Linked DNA regions of Mus musculus: region 2 is linked to region 1. Evidence: chromatin loops called from intact Hi-C (ENCODE). Cell type or tissue: heart. All regions are shown on one strand. Each heading gives the region's core, and the rest is flanking DNA. Links, peaks and the distances in the headings are about the cores only. Region 1 holds the start of Keap1 (kelch-like ECH-associated protein 1). Region 2 holds the start of Kri1 (KRI1 homolog).

Evidence for each region. Peaks named below come from ENCODE experiments on the same cell type or tissue, not always from the same donor. Only the 100,000 strongest peaks of a DNase experiment are listed, where the experiment ranks them.
Region 2: a loop joins it to region 1, with 2.7 times the contacts of the local background. A loop is called at or near these places in 8 of 42 quality-filtered maps.

The regions. Positions count from the first base shown.
Region 1 is chr9:21,237,470-21,245,790 of GRCm38, reverse strand. Keap1 (kelch-like ECH-associated protein 1) reads left to right here and starts at 6,459. Exons shown (of 5, transcript NM_016679.4): 1 at 6,459-8,321. The coding sequence starts at 8,082. It overlaps S1pr5 (sphingosine-1-phosphate receptor 5), which reads left to right. Exons shown (of 3, transcript NM_053190.2): 3 at 588-2,874. The coding sequence starts at 663. The coding sequence ends at 1,865. In heart, for the core only: CTCF peaks have their summits at 4,246 and 8,034; DNase peaks (open chromatin) are centred at 4,250, 6,540, 6,940, 7,730 and 2 weaker places; H3K4me3 peaks cover 4,359 bases; H3K27ac peaks cover 3,204 bases; H3K27me3 peaks cover 3,419 bases.
Region 2 is chr9:21,286,265-21,294,585 of GRCm38, reverse strand. It overlaps Kri1 (KRI1 homolog), which reads left to right and starts at 6,617. Exons shown (of 19, transcript NM_145416.3): 1 at 6,617-6,726; 2 at 6,814-6,887; 3 at 7,902-8,007. The coding sequence starts at 6,633. It overlaps Cdkn2d (cyclin dependent kinase inhibitor 2D), which reads left to right and starts at 3,377. Exons shown (of 2, transcript NM_009878.3): 1 at 3,377-3,777; 2 at 5,254-6,123. The coding sequence starts at 3,637. The coding sequence ends at 5,613. In heart, for the core only: CTCF peaks have their summits at 2,997, 3,269 and 6,540; DNase peaks (open chromatin) are centred at 3,185, 5,085, 5,375, 6,495 and 1 weaker place; H3K4me3 peaks cover 5,590 bases; H3K27ac peaks cover 5,124 bases.

The sequences.
Region 1 (8,321 bases), core at 170-8,169:
AACTTTTTGGAGTCACTTGTCTCCTTCCATCATGTACATCCTGGGGATTAAACTCAAGTCATCGGGCTTGGTGGCAGGCATTTACCTGCTGAGCCATCTTGCTGGGGTGGTTGTATTGGTTTGGGAGGCTTGCTAGCCTAGAACTCACTATGTAGCCAGTAGTAGTACTTCGAGTATATACCCGTGTGCAAATGCCCAGCACAGGGGTGGTTCCTTGGTGCTGAAGTTGCAGGCGGTTTTGAGCTGTCTGATATGGGTCCTGGGAACTAAACCTGAGTCCTCTGGAATAGTGTGGCAAGAGGGCTTAATCGCTAAGCTATCTTTCCAGACTAAGGCTGGCTCTGAACTTCTGAACCTTTGCCTCTGCTTCCCAAATGCTGGAATTACAGGCCTGAGCTACCATGAGGACAGGCTAGTCCTTCCAGATAGTCTCCGTGTGGAGTGTCTATATCCAGACATTCCTCCTCGGTTCTAAACCTTCTCAAGTCCTCAGGGGGCGTGGTGGGGAGGCGCAGGGATTGGGGACCCTCTTCCCGGGCTCTTTTTCTTCAGGATTCCTAGCTCCTGACTGTCCTTCCCTCCCGTAGACTTTTGCACAGTGCTCCAGTGGACGACCGGCAGGACACAGCAGCGACATCTCCGCGGCGGGCGGCGGGCAGCCCATGGAGCCCGGGCTGCTGCGGCCGGCGCCGGTGAGTGAGGTTATTGTCCTTCACTACAACTACACCGGCAAGCTCCGCGGGGCGCGCTACCAGCCCGGCGCCGGCCTGCGCGCAGACGCCGCAGTGTGTCTGGCTGTGTGTGCCTTCATTGTGCTGGAGAACTTGGCTGTGCTCTTGGTGCTGGTCCGCCACCCTCGCTTCCATGCGCCCATGTTTCTGCTCCTTGGCAGCCTCACTTTGTCGGACCTGCTCGCCGGGGCGGCCTACGCCACCAACATCCTACTGTCCGGGCCGCTCACGCTGCGCCTGTCGCCTGCGCTTTGGTTTGCGCGTGAGGGGGGCGTCTTCGTGGCGCTCGCCGCGTCGGTGCTGAGCCTCTTGGCCATTGCTTTAGAGCGCCACCTTACCATGGCCCGTCGTGGACCCGCACCCGCCGCCAGTCGCGCTCGCACGCTGGCGATGGCGGTGGCCGCCTGGGGCGCGTCGCTATTGCTCGGGCTGCTACCCGCGCTGGGCTGGAACTGCTTAGGACGCCTGGAAACCTGCTCCACCGTGCTGCCGCTCTACGCCAAGGCCTATGTGCTCTTCTGCGTGCTGGCCTTCCTGGGCATCCTGGCTGCCATCTGTGCGCTCTATGCAAGGATTTACTGTCAGGTGCGGGCCAACGCGCGTCGCCTGCGGGCGGGTCCTGGGTCCCGCAGGGCCACCTCGTCCTCGCGATCCCGGCACACGCCGCGGTCGCTGGCCCTGCTTCGTACCCTTAGCGTGGTGCTCCTGGCCTTCGTGGCCTGCTGGGGACCGCTGTTTCTCTTGCTATTACTGGATGTCGCGTGCCCAGCCCGCGCGTGTCCCGTGCTCCTGCAGGCCGATCCCTTCCTGGGTCTAGCCATGGCTAACTCGCTGCTGAATCCCATCATCTACACCTTCACCAACCGAGATCTGCGCCACGCGCTCCTGCGGCTGCTCTGCTGTGGCCGCGGACCCTGCAACCAAGACTCCTCCAACAGCTTGCAGCGATCCCCCAGTGCTGCCGGGCCTTCCGGTGGTGGCCTGCGACGCTGCCTGCCACCAACCTTGGATCGCAGCTCTAGCCCATCAGAACACTTGTCTCCCCAGCAGGACGGGGTGGACACCAGCTGCTCCACCGGCAGTCCTGGAGTAGCAACCGCCAACCGGAGCCTGGTGCCTACTGCTACAGACTGACGCTTCCCAACCCTTTGCAAGAACAGACTGACTCGCCAAATAAGCGCATCATCTGTAGGAAATAGCCAGCGACGGAGGGGGACATACAAGAAAGAAGGGAAAGTGATTGATCACCCCATAACAAGAACAGACAAAAATGCACTCGGGATCTGAGATGGACAATAAGGGAAAGAAGAAAGTGATGAGAAGGTATCCAGGTAGTGGAACCTAAGCTGGGAAGCCCTGAAGGAGAGCCATTCCATATGGCTGCAGCAGAAATTGAGGAGCAGGAGATGAAAGGGCAGGTTGTGGGGAAGTCTTGTTGGTTCTGAGGAAGTCCTTAGGTTTGGCTCTGAGTGAAGTGGGAGCCATAGAGAATTCTAAACAAAGGAGGGACTCTCCTGGATTCAGACCTCCACAGGTACCCTGTGACTACCAAAGTTCAAGGGGAATGGCTAAAAGATGAAGGGATAAAGGAGAGCGGGGCTCCAAGAATGCTCAGAACCAGGTGATGTCTAGATAAGAGTGTGCTAAGGGCTGGCAGGAGTAGTGGCTGGCTACAGAGGAAACAGAGCTGTGGACAAAGGTAAGCCTAGGTCTGGAAATTTGGCTCTGGAGACTGTCAGATATCAGCTGCCAAACTTCCAGAGTGTGGACAGGTTCTTCATACAAATTACAACCACAATAAAAACAATTCAAGGAGTTGTCCTTACTGGGATCTTTCAGAATCTATTCATTCATCTATTGATTTTTTTTTTTAATTTTCCCCCAGAAAGTTGTAACTATCCTCTTTAAAAGTGTTTATTTATTGGGGTTGGAGAGATGGCTCAGCAGTTAAGAACACTTGTTACCCTTGCAGGGGACCTGTGTTCCATTCCCAGCACCCAAGTGGTGATTCTGGCAACTTCAGTTCCAAGGTTATCTGATGCCCTCATCTGACCTCTGAGGGCACCAGGCATGCACATGGTACAAAGATTGAATGCAGGCAAAACTCTCATACAAACAAGCTAAATAAATCTTTTAAAATGTTTAAAATTGTTTATTTATTCATTGTTTATTTTGAGAGAGACACTCACTATGCAGCCTCAGATGGCCTGGAACTCACTAGGTAAACCAGGCTGGCCTGGAACTTCTGAGTGCTAATTTGGGCTGCGCAGGGTGGGGTGGGGGTGGGGGTGGTCCTGGATATGCCTTTACTTTACAGCAACATCATTTCAGGCCAGCCTGGGCTACATAGTGAGACTGTGTCTTTTTGTTTTTTGTTTTTGTTTTTGTTTTTCGAGACAGGGTTTCTCTGTGTAGCCCTGGCTGTCCTGGAACTCACTCTGTAGACCAGGCTGGCCTCGAACTCAGAAATCCGCCTGCCTCTGCCTCCCGAGTGCTGGGATTAAAGGCATGCGCCACCATGCCCAGCTTGAGACTGTGTCTTAAAAGCCTTTATCTACTTATGTATTTTGTGCCTGTGTATATGTACGGGTACCCATTGGGCACAGCAGGAGTGCAGGCGGAGGTCAAAGGACAGCTTTCCTCAGTCGGTTTTTTCCTTCCAGCACAGGGATCCTAAGGATCCAACTCAGGCTGTCATTCTTGCCAGCAAACACCTTTATCCCCCGAATATCCTTTGCCCTACCATCTCACCCCCACCCCTGTTTGCTTTGCTTTGCTTTCTCACTAATTATGACAAACATCTACCGATTCCCTACGGTGAGAAGCTCTTTTAGACTGTTCATCAGCCTTCCCCAACCAGATTCAGAACAGCATCACCTGACTCGCCCATCCTGCAAATAGTGCCCCCTCATGCCTGCTCCCTGCTCCTACCCGCTTCCCCCCATACCCCCCACAGACAGCATAGGTTTAAACTGTTCATTAAACTTGTATGTCAACTTCGGCCATGTTCATCTGGTTCATATTCATGCGAGGTCCTTGACACCAATGACAAGGTTGCTCTGTGCCGTGGACAGGTTCCTGGACTCAGATGGTTCTGCACGTCGAGGCTGCTCCTGTGCACTCCAGGTTCAGCATGAGCACACACCCCGCAGCCCCCACACTGAGACAACGCTTCTTGTACCCAGACTGACTTTAAATATACTACGAAGCCAAAAAAACGACTTTATACTTGTGAATTTTGTTTCCTGTGAGCAAAGGTGTGCTCTGCCACACGTGGCTTATGCTGTGTGGCGACAAAACCCAGTCCCAGCCCTCAACCTCCATTTGGTAGATGAAGAAACTAACAGATTTCCCTTGCCCCAGGGTCTTAGTACGGCTTTACCCTTGGGACCCCCATGCAGGAGGGGCTTGCCTGGTATTCGCTGCTCTTAGTCTAAGATTCCCTTGAAGTCTCTGGGTGTGGGCGCCACCTTGCAGTAGCTCTGAGAATTGCCTGGGTTCTGCTTTTAGCCGCTGGTTAAGGAACAGCGCGTCCCTTGAGGTAATTCTGGGAACTGCAAGCAGAGTGAAAGCAGGTGGTGAAGGGGATGCGCTCAGGTTGGGATTGCGGGCCAACTTGCATAAAATGAATTTTTTCCCCAGAAGTTCGCGAAAAGCTAGCAGGGGTGAGGGGTGGGGATACAGTCCGGCTGGCTCCCAGAGACCCTCCCTCAGATCTCATATCTTTCCTGGTGTGTTGGCTTGGTGGTTTAACAGTAGGGAACTTAGAGATTCTGATATTAAATTTAAAAAGTACTCAGTTCCCTATTTAAATACCAAATTTAAAAAGCACTGTTGGGATTTGTAGAGACCTTCCAGACATATTCTGTGGGAAAATGACCTGAGATGGGTTTTTTGGTTGTTGTTTTTTGCCATTTTGATTTTGGAAGAGGGTCTCACTATGTAAGGCAGGCTGTACCACTTTGTAGCCAAGGACGTCCTTCACTTTTCTGATCCTTCTCCTCCAGCTTCCTGGGTGCTGGCATTACAAGTGTGTCCCAATTTCAGCTGTCCTGCATTTTTGTTGTTGTTTTGTTTAAATTATTAAGTTAATAGAACAAAGTAAGGTTTTACCATGCAGTCCAGGCTGGCCTGGAACTTGCTATGAGCCCTGGCTTGTCTCAAATTCACAGAGATCCACCTGTCTCTGCTTCTTCTAAAATTAAGGGTATACGACACCATGCCTGGCTTTCCTTGCCTCCCTGACCCCAGACAGAGTCTCACTGTGTAGTCTGGGCTGTTCTCAAACATTCAACCCTCTGCTTCAGACTCCCGTGGTAAATTTCTTTTGAAACTATCCTTTTCTTTGATATTTATTCATTTGTTTTCTGATATAAGGTCTTGCTAGGTCGAGCAGGCTTACTGTGAACTGGAGGTAATCCTCCTGCTTCAGTGCCCTGGTGGCTGGGATTACAGATGTGTCCCCTCAATATTCTTATTTTTAGATTTATTTCCTTTTATGTACACGAGTACTTTGCTTGCCTGTATGTCTGCGCACCACCTACCTGCATGGTGCCCACAGAGGTCAGAAGACAGCATGGGGTCCCCTTGAACTGGAGCTATGGATGGCTGTGAGGCATCGTGGCAGTGGACTCCAGGTCCTCTGCAAAAGCAACACGTGTTCTAAACCACCTTTCCTGGTTTTCCGAGACAGGGTTTCTCTGTGTAGCCTGGCTGTCCTGGAACTCACTGGGTAGACCAGGCTGGCCTCTGCCTCCCAAGTGCTGGGATTAAAGGCGTGCGCCACCACGCCTGGCTTAACTTTATGTTTCAAAGTTAATTTATGTGTGTATGTGGAGGTTATCGGACAACAACCTGAAGGAGGAAGCTTTCTACTACTATGTGAGTACCAGAGGTGGAACTTAGGTGGCCAGAATTGGCCAGACGCTCCTTTACCCACTGAGCCATCTTGATAGTTCAAGAAAATAACTTTCTCTCATAAATGCCATATGCAGCAAATAAGTATCTCTTACCATTAAAAATATATAAAGATGTTACGAGAAATACAAAGAGGCAGCTCTGGGCATTCCAACACTCCAACACCCTCAGATGAATGCCATACCTCTCCTCATGAAAACATGAACACACAGAGAGGAGAGTGTGTCTCTGGAGCACTCGAGCTGCACTTTGCAGGCTCCACATAGGGGAAGAGAATCAGTTTCTGCCAGCCGTCCCCGACCTCAACACAAGCACACACACAAATTAATGTACACAAAGCCCAGAGTGATATCCCAGCCTTTAACCACAGCACACGAAGGAGGCAGAGGCAGAGGCAGGAAGGTTTCTGTGTGTTCAAGGCCAGCCAGGGCTATGTAATGAGGCCTGTCTCAAAAAGAAGTTATAAGGCTGGAGTGATGGCTCAGCAGTTAAGAGTACTTGCTGCTCCTGCAGTGGTCCAGGGTTCAATTCCCCCATTTGCATGGTAGCTAACAACCACCTGTAACTTTAGGGGACACTGCACAGCCCACGTTGCACAGACATACATATACAGGCAAAACACCCACACGCACAAAGTAAAATACAAATTGAAATAAAAACATTAAAAAGTTATTTTACAAGAAGATAAATATCGCAACCAGGTAGATGGGTCTAGTTGGACCGTGCAGGCTGTGGGAGGGTCCGCCGGTGCAGGTTCAGCTGGAGGCGTACCGGACAGCCTAACCCGGAGGCAGCCTCCTAGGGCCGCCCAGACCCACGCCCTGCTCCCTCCGCCCGGCACCTGCAGGAAGGGCTGGAACTGCCTCTGCGTACCCGCCGCCCGTTTCCGCCCTCCCGCTCCTCCCACGCGTGCCGCCCGGGACCCCGCAGCACCGCTGCCCCGATCCGAGCCCTCCACCCCCACTCCGGTCCCCCTCCTCTCTTCCCGGAAGCGCGGCGCGTGGCGGCCCGGCGGCGCGGATTGGACGCGTGGCACCTACAGAGACACCCGGGGGGGTGGGACGGAGGTGAGCGAGCGCCCGCGGAGGATGCGGTGGGGAGCCAGCTCCGGGAGCTGCCCGCGGTCGCGCGTGGGGCCGTGCACGCGGTGGGGGGAAGCGCGTGCCCTTCTCCAAGCGCGCACCCCGCCGCCGAGCCCGTGAGCCCTCGTAGGGTGGTGGCCGCGGCGAGTAGAGGTAGGGGTCGCCCGCGGCCGGCGCCCCGGGACTCTTATTGTGACAGGGTGGCGCGCTGTGCTTAGTCACCGTGACCCGCGCGGCGGAGGCGGAGGCAGAGCGCGGCCATGGCGGGGTGAGTGAGCCGCTCCAGGCCGCGGCCCGGGACCAGGCCCTGCGGGCTCTCCCGGCGTCAGGGCTGCGCCTCCGAGCGGTGGGGAGGCCGCTGGAGCAGGCGCCGGGTACCGGGCGGCCGCTGCACAGCCCCCTGCGCAATGCCAGGCCCGAGCTCCGGCAGTGTGGTCACGCGTGACAGTCGCTCACTAGCTGGGGCCCCTGGAGCATTTCATCCCCCCCCTCCCCACGGTGATCTAATAGACAAAACACGCGGAGTCGCGACTCCAGGCTGAGCCCAGAACCTGGGGAGCCAGACGCAGACCCTCTCTTGTCTCCCCACATCTTCTTTGAAAGCATAATTCCTCCCCTGGCCCCAGGTCTCCAAGGGTCTCCTGAATCCCTCCCCGTGGGTGTTCCAGATGCTGCACACTCTCTTGCCCCAGGAGCTTGGTGTTCGCTTAGTGTTTCCTATACAGACCTTGCTTTATTTTTAGGCCTTTTCTGTCTTCTCGCTGTGTCTCTGGAGCTCAGAGCAGTCCCAAATACATAAATGGCAGGCTCTGTAAATGTTGGTGTGGTGTTGAAAGGAATCTGACATGTTGGACGAAGGCAAGGGGAGGGAAGGATGGCTGGAACAGTGAAGAGGTTGGAAAGCGGGTGTGGAGTTTTACAGGCCATTGACGATTTGGGGTTTCCATTCTTGGGCTCGGTGAAAGGTGTTGGGTGATTCTGAGCAGGAAAAGGAACATGATATGCCCTGAAGGCCCGCGAGTTGAGAAGTTAGTTTGAATGGAGCCGGCTGTGTCCAGTTTACTTGGCTTGGCAAAATCTGCACTTAGATATCATTGCTTAGTCTTGCAAAAAAAGAAGCCTGGCTGGACATGGTGGCACATACTGTAATCCCAGCACTCGGGAGGAGCCAGCTTTGGTTGCATAGTGAGTTGGAAGCCAGCCTAGGCTATGTAAGACCCTGTCTCAAATAAAATAAAATAAAGTGGCAGGGTCTGGTCTAACCCAGCCTCTGTTCCCAGCGCTGTGCTCTTCCCTCCCTCCAGGCCCCTAACGGCTAGCAGAGGAACTGTGTCTTGTCATCAGGAACCCCATGCAGCCCGAACCCAAGCTTAGCGGGGCTCCCCGCAGCAGCCAGTTCCTGCCCCTGTGGTCAAAGTGCCCCGAGGGGGCCGGGGACGCAGTGATGTATGCCTCCACGGAGTGCAAGGCAGAGGTGACGCCCTCGCAGGACGGTAACCGAACCTTCAGCTACACACTAGAGGATCACACCAAGCAGGCTTTTGGCGTCATGAACGAGCTTCGCCTGAGCCAGCAACTCTGTGACGTGACC
Region 2 (8,321 bases), core at 76-8,075, 49 kb before region 1:
TGTTTTGTTTTGTTTTGTTTTTAAAAGACAGATCCTTACTATGTAGCCCTGGCTGTCCTGGAATTTACAATTTATATCAGACTGGCCTTGAACTCAGAGGTCTACCTGCCTCTGCCTCCTGAATGGGAATGCTGGGATTACAGATGTCAACCATCATTTGAGAATCTACCATTTGAGATTATGTTTGAGAGTTTTGAAAACTGGCCATCTAGCCCAGGCTGGCCTACAGCTTAATCCTCCTGCGATGGCCACCTCAGGAGCTGTGTCTGTGGGCTGAGAGAGATGGCCACCTCAGGAGCTGTGTCTGTGGGCTGAGAGAGATGGCCACCTCAGGAGCTGTGTCTGTGGGCTGAGAGAGATGGCCACCTCAGGAGCTGTGTCTGTGGGCTGAGAGAGATGGCCACCTCAGGAGCTGTGTCTGTGGGATGGGACAGATGGCCACCTCAGGAGCTGTGTTTGTGGGCTGAGAGAGATGGCCACCTCAGGAGCTGTGTCTGTGGGCTGAGAGAGATGGCCACCTCAGGAGCTGTGTCTGTGGGATGGGACAGATGGCCACCTCAGGAGCTGTGTCTGTGGGCTGAGAGAGATGGCCACCTCAGGAGCTGTGTCTGTGGGCTGAGAGAGATGGCCACCTCAGGAGCTGTGTCTGTGGGATGGGACAGATGGCCACCTCAGGAGCTGTGTCTGTGGGCTGAGAGAGATGGCCACCTCAGGAGCTGTGTCTGTGGGCTGAGAGAGATGGCCACCTCAGGAGCTGTGTCTGTGGGATGGGACAGATGGCCACCTCAGGAGCTGTGTCTGTGGGCTGAGAGAGATGGCCACCTCAGGAGCTGTGTCTGTGGGCTGAGAGAGATGGCCACCTCAGGAGCTGTGTCTGTGGGATGGGACAGATGGCCACCTCAGGAGCTGTGTCTGTGGGCTGAGAGAGATGGCCACCTCAGGAGCTGTGTCTGTGGGCTGAGAGAGATGGCCACCTCAGGAGCTGTGTCTGTGGGATGGGACAGATGGCCACTTCAGGAGCTTCTTGGTAAAACTTACCTCCCAGAACCACATGGCAGACCTGGTCAGGCCGAGTTTCTGTTCAACAAGGACTGCTTAACCTGAGCTAGACCATGATTCTTTTCTCAGTAATTAACATTTCTAGCTTTAGTCTATTTTGAGGGGGAGGGATTATTTTCATTTGTTTTCGAGACAGGGTTTCTTTGTGTAGCCCGAACTGTGCTGGAACTCACTTTGTGGACCCGACTTGCATTGAACTCAAAGATTCGTCTGCCTCTGGGAATGAAGGCCTGAGACACAACATTCCCCCCCACCCCCCACCCCCACCCCATAGGCTTTAGTCTATAGACGTGGTGGCAGAGACCTGTAATCCCAGCACTCAGGAGATAGAGGCAGGATGATCAGGAATTTGAGATTAGTCTAGATGTAGTAAATTTGAGGCCAGCCTAAGCTATAAAAGACCTTGTCTCAATAAAAAAAATGTTAGGGGCAGTAGCTTATAGATCAGTTAGTAGAGTGATTTCGTCACCTCCATGAAGCCCTGGGCTCCATGTACAGCACTACATGGACTGTACCATAGTAGCACTTGGGAGTGGCATTCAGAGGCTCGGGTGTTATCCTTGGCTACATATTGCAATTGGAGTCCAGCCTGGGCTATATAAGACCCTTAAAAAAGAAAAAAAAGAAAACCTTAAAAGATAATTGCCGGGCTGGTGAGATGGTTCAGCGGGTAAGAGCACCTGACTGCTCTTCCGAAGGTCCGGAGTTCAAATCCCGGCAACCACATGGTGGCTCACAATCTGTAACAAGATCTGACGCCCTCTTCTGGAGTGTCTGAGGACAGCTACAGTGTACTTGCATATAATAAATAAATAAATCTTTAAAAAAAAAAAAAAAAAGACAATTGCCAGACTGGAGAAATGAGATGGCTCACCAGTTAAGAGCACTGGCTTCTTGCTCCTCCAAAGGACCTGGGTTTAATTCCCAGCACCCACATGGCAGCTCAGTTCTAGATTCGGCACCCTCACACAGACATGCATGCAGGCAAAACAGCAATGCACATAAAAAATAAAAAGGAGTCAGGCAGTAGTGGGGCACGCCTTTAATACTATGCACTTGGGAGGCAAAGGCAGGCAGGTGAAGAACAGTCTGGCCTACATAGGGAGTTCTAGGACAGCCAGAATTACATACTAAGACCCTATCTTGAAAAACGTAGAAAAATCTAAAAGAGAATTATTACAATATGTGGCTATTTGATTGTCTATATGTGCACCATGTTGGTATAGGTCAGAAGAGGGTGTTGGATCTCTGAAGCTGGAGTTACTGATGGCTAAACTGTCACATGGTTGCTGATATTGAATCCTAAATCTTCTACAAAAGCATTGATCCATCTTTCAGGTTCTATAAATAAATAAATAAATAAATAAATAAATAAATAAATAAGTAAATAAATTAAAGGAGACCATCTTGGTAGCCCATTCCTTTAATCCCAGCACGAATGGCAGAGGAGGCAGGTGGATTTTGAGTTCAAACAGATCAAATAAGTTTCAGGCCAGCCAAGGCTACACAGAGAGACCCTGCCGCAGAAACATAAAAACAAACAAAAGTCGGGCGGTGGTGGCCTTTAATCCCAGCATTTGGGAGGCAGAGGCAGGCGGATTTTTGAGTTCGAGGCCAGCCTGGTCTACAGAGTGAGTTCCAGGACAGCCGGGGATACACAGAGAAACCCTGTCTCGAAAAAACCAAAACCAGCCAACCAAACAAAAATGTTAGAAGGCACCGCGCTTTACCACTCAGAAGCCGTTCCTTTAACCCAGCAGTCGAATGAATGAACTAAGCTCCGAGTTTCACAGTAAGAGCTTGCTTATTAGCATTTCCGCGGTCCGTGAATGACTAAAATGTTCCAGTTATAGGAGTTTCCAGTCCTGCCTCCCTTCCTCCCGGAGGCGCTAAAGATCCAAGATGGGCCCGCGCCAGCCTGTCTCCAGCCTCTCCGCTGGGGTCAGTTAAACCTCCTCCTCTTTCCCGCCCGCCCGCCGGTTTTGAAAAACCAAAATTCCTGCTGTGGCGGGCAGCTCCACTGGTCGCTGCACGCTGACCAATCAGGAGCCACGCCACTGCTACGGGAGAGACAAACCTCCCCAGCAACGCGTGCTGATTGGCTGTTATTCCCAGCAGGCGGGACTAATGGAGGTCGGGCTCTGGGCAAAGTGGCTCTCGCTACTCTGTTGCGAGTTTGTAAGAAAACAAGGGCGCTCTGGGCGGGGCCTGGGGCGGGCTTGCCTCGCCCACTAGCGGCTGACTCTGGCGGCCAGTACAGTGCCGGCTCAGAGCAGACCCCGCCCGCGCAAGGAAAGGAGGGAGGGTGAGTCTGGGGAGACCCGGCCCAAGGGGCGGGCGCCGAAGGGCTGGGCGGGGTTCCCCGCTGCCTCTCTCGGTGACAGGGGGAGGAGCTAGCTGCGAGCGCTGGGGTCGTACGGGCGGAGGGCGCAGGCTCTGAGGCCGGCAAATGATCATAGAGTTGGCCCTGGTGGCACCGCAGTCCCTAGAGTTCTGATCCAGCTCTTGCTGGTTCCCCAGCCCTGACCTTAACTGGGCTTGGGGCTGGGTGGGTTTCACAGTCCACCGGTATCCACTATGCTTCTGGAAGAAGTCTGCGTCGGCGACCGGTTGAGTGGCGCAGCGGCCCGTGGCGACGTGCAAGAGGTCCGCCGCCTTCTTCACCGGGAGCTGGTGCATCCTGACGCCCTGAACCGCTTTGGCAAGACGGCCTTGCAGGTGAGGCCTGGCTGGCACCCGGCCCCCACACCCCATCCCTACAAGTCTCCTGACCCGGGTTGGTGATCCCTTAAGGTTTAGTCCTTGCTTGCTCTGATGTTGGGTGGGTGGTGAGGATGCGATGGGGGAGGGGATGGCTTTTCAGCTCTTGTCTAATAGCCTGACAGATTCAGTTTCCCTGCAGACCTTTATTCTGTGGGTTCATCTTCTTTTCGTGCCAGTCCTTGAGGACAGCTCATATTTCTTGAGGCTCCTTAAAGATATTCGATCTCTGGAAGATGGCATGCATGTCTTCTCCAAGGGAGATAGCCTTTTTTTTTTTTTTTTTTGAGGTGCCCTCTTGAAGGATCTCTGGTTATTTCAGGGACATCTTCATTTCGGCAGGTGATGTAGATTTTTTCCCCTTTTGTATCTTCTGCGTGCCTAGTAACAAAAACGATTCCTTATTGCTTGAAGGTCCCGTAATTTGGGTGGCATTTATAGGAGAGTCCCACCTTTTCATGGGTACTCATACATTCTGAAGATCATGCCTATGTCTAAGGAAGTTATTTCTCGACAAAGGGGATCCAAATTGTCTAGAGCATCTCTTTCTCAAAAATTCTATGTAGTTCCCAGATTGTAGTGTTGAAGGGGCTTTACAGCCCTAATGATATGGGACTGCTCTGGCCTCAAAGAGGCTTTAGACGCCTTCCTGGTTCTCTCTCTCTCTCTCTCTCTTCAAGACAGGGTTTTTCAGTGTAGCCCTGGCTGTCCTGAAACTCACTCTGTAGACCAGGCTGGCCTTGAACACAGAAATCTGCCTGCCTCTGCCTCCCGAGTGCTGGGATTAAAGGCGTGCGCCACCACTGCCTGGCCCGGTTCCCTTTCTCATCCATTCTCTTTACTTCTCTTGCTTCTTCATTTTCTTTTTTTATTTCTGAGACAAAGTCTCACTTTGCATCTCAGACTGGCCTTGAACTTGAGACTGTCCTCCTGCCTGAGCCTCTGAGGTCCTGGGATTATGAAAGCGTCACTATGCCTGGCTTTTTAATGTTTTCATGAGAGTCACTTTTATAGTTAGGGCTTTTTGTTGTTGTGTTGTTGTTCTTAAGAGAACTTTGGGCTACACAGTAGTGACACAAATTAATCCAGCACTTAATCTTTAATCCCAGCACTTGGGAGGCAGATGCAGGTGGATCTCTGAGAATTTGAGACCAACCTGGTCTACAGAGAGAATTCCAGGACATCCAGAAAGACATCCTGTCTCCGACAAGGATGGGGGTGGGGCTTAGAAGGTGTGTGTGTGGGGGTGTCCTTATTTTCAAAGAACCTGTTCTCTGGGGTCCCAGTCTGATCCCTTGGGTCCTGACTTTCCTGGGGGCGTCCCCATTCCCTAAGGATCCCTTCTCTGTGCTCTGGATTTGTGGTAGACCTCTTTATTCTACCTGACCCTTCTCCAATGGGAACCTCCTGACTTTCTCCTCCCCACCCCCATAGGTCATGATGTTTGGAAGTCCAGCAGTTGCTTTGGAGCTCCTGAAGCAAGGTGCCAGCCCCAATGTCCAAGATGCCTCCGGTACTAGTCCTGTGCATGATGCGGCTCGCACCGGGTTCCTGGACACCCTGAAGGTTCTGGTGGAGCATGGTGCTGATGTCAATGCCCTGGACAGCACTGGGTCGCTCCCCATCCATCTGGCGATAAGAGAGGGCCATAGCTCCGTGGTCAGCTTCCTAGCTCCTGAATCTGATCTCCACCACAGGGACGCTTCCGGTCTCACTCCCCTGGAGTTGGCTCGGCAGAGAGGGGCTCAGAACCTCATGGACATTCTGCAGGGGCACATGATGATCCCAATGTGACCCAAGGCCACTGTCTCCAGCCTTACTGGGTTACTTGTCAACAAAAGAGGAAAGAAACTTTCTCTTTTCACACCTGTCCATTGAAGAAGGGAGTGGGAGGAGCAGTTTGTGGTTTATTGGTGTTGATTTCTTGAGTGTGTGTGTTTGGGGGGTGTTTCTCATTTGTTTTTCTCACCCCTTTTGGTGTGTTGGACAAAGAAGGGGCTCCTACAGGCAACAGCCATCTAAACGGTTCAGTTTCCTCTGCACTGGGGCTGCACCAGGGCAGGGGTTTAAAGCCCTAGCCTCAGAGTGAGGTCATCACTTCCCGGGCCCCTTGGAAGCTGGTGACCTTGGCAGGCTGTGCTCAGAGAGCCCTGAAGTGTGAGCCATCTACTTTGGGCATGTGAGGGGGAAGGGAAAGCATTTCAAATCAATTAAAAGGATAACATGAGTTCATTTTTCTTTCTTGGAAGGTTTCCAGTCTGTTGTACAGAGTTTGAAATATAAATATTTATTGCTTTATGGAAAGAAATTGTTTTGTGTGATTATTTTATGTTTTGGCCCATTAAACTAAGACAGCGATGATGACTTCAGATTTAGGAGTCTGGAATGGGGTGGGTATTCGGAGGGTAGGATGGGACTATGGATGGTGTAGGGTGCTGGGGTTGTCGACACGGTCATTCCCAGGGCGTCAGGGTAACTGAGTTGGGTGGGGCAGCGGTCGGGTGCTGTCGGAACGGAAGAGAGGCAGGAAACCGCGAGTGTAGAAAGGGGCCCCCAGATGTCAGCTGGGTGCCGGGAGCCGTCAGGGTGGAGAAGGGTGGGCGGTGGCTTGTGGCCTTTCCCCGCAGAGGCTTGTCCCGGTGGGTGTGGCCTGCTGAGCAAAAGGCCTACGGGATCCTGGAAGAACGGAGGGTGGAGCAAACTGCGTCTGCAGTGGACATGCTCCTTAAGAAAAGCCCTCAGGGGGCGTGCCGGAGAGAAGCCACACCCCGGAGGGGCGGTTGCACGCGTGCGCGCTAGGTCTCACAGCCGCCATGCCGGAACCGCGCGCCTCTGGGTGCCTAAAGGTGAACGCAGCGTTTGCTGCGCGCTACAGCCGTTACCGCGAGCGTGAGGAACTTCAGCGACGTGAGTGAGGGGCGCCTGCGCAGGCCAAGGTGTGGGGAACTGGGTCTGGTGATGGTAGCTATGAGGAACCCCGTGTATATTCCACAGTGAAAGATCGCTATGGAGATCCGGACGTCGGTGGCGACTCCAGTTCCGAGTCTGACTCCAGCGATGAGCATGTGGTGAGCTTCCGCAACCCGGCTTCGCGTCCTACCCATGTACATGGGGCTTTCCCTAACCGGGCTTGGTTGTCCCGGAGTCTTCAGGACCCGCCCCCATGCGTAGAGTGACAGGCAGTACCCTCCTCAACTCAGGGATCGCCAAATACATCCTCCTTTCTGGAAGAGACTCCAAGCCTCCCAACCACTGAGCTCTCAGTTGGATGCACAGAGGTGCCTTACCCTATGGGGATGTTCTTGATTTCCCTCCCCATCCCTTAAGTGACAGATAGGCCCTTCCTGGTGGTCACTGAATTTACCTACTTTGCTAACTTAGCCGCAAGACTCCTAGAGCACCCCAATTTATATATACAGCGGGAGTCTGACCCTAACCCCATGTATTGCATCTAAATCCCTTGAGTAACAAGCACCATTTCCCTTGTATCTAGGGATTTACCAAATCCTTCCTATTTCCCCAGAAGGACCGAGCACCTTATCTTAATCTCATAGGGTCCTATAAGAACATCTAGGTCCACACCCTCATCCATTGGGTGACAATATCTAGGAGATACCAAATCCTCACTACTATCCAGATGTGGCTCCAGACTTCCCATCAGAACTCCTCCACTAACCCAGTAGAGCCCTCCCTATGCCTAGAGATTGTCATATCCTGTCTACTTTATCTTCACTTTATCCTCCATCACCACAGATACCTCACCATCCTGATTAGTGGTCCCTAGGAACCACATTTCCACTCCTAAACGCAAGAGTCTGATGTGGCAGTATCTAGTACACCACGTGGGGCTCCAGTGTCCTATTGAGATTGCACTTCTCTGCCCAACGCTTCCTTTACTCTTGTCAAAGCCACAGCTGCCCAGACACAGCACTGTGTATGCTTCTCCTCCTTTCCTCCCTCCCCTCCACTCAGGCCTCAAGGTTGCTGGGCCCTGCTGAAGCCTGTTCTCATATGTCACCACCCTACCTGCATGTGTCCCAACTTCCTCCTGAAGTCAACCCTACTTCCTTTTCCTGCTCTAGGAATTTGATCCCCAGCAGGAGAGAGACTTTTACAGGACTCTGTCCTTGCTGAAGAAGAAGGACCCTCGAATTTACCAGAAAGATGCTACCTTCTATCAGAGAACAGGTGGGGCGGGGGATCTTCTCTAAGTGTCGTAGTGTGGATGGAATTGAGTTGTTGAATGAAGTGTATGCCTTCCCAGAGTGGCAGTGTATAACCCATAATCAGTACTCAGGAGGCTGATAACTCAGGGCTCAGGGCCAGGCTGAGTTACATAATGAGATCCTGTGTCAAAAAACCCAGAAAGGCTGGGAATGGGGTGGGTTGGTAAAGCAGTTGCCATGCTAAGCTGAAGACCTGAGCTTTATCCTGAGAAATCACAGGATAGAAACTGGTGGGCAGCCGGGCGGTGGTGGCACACGCCTTTAATCCCAGCACTC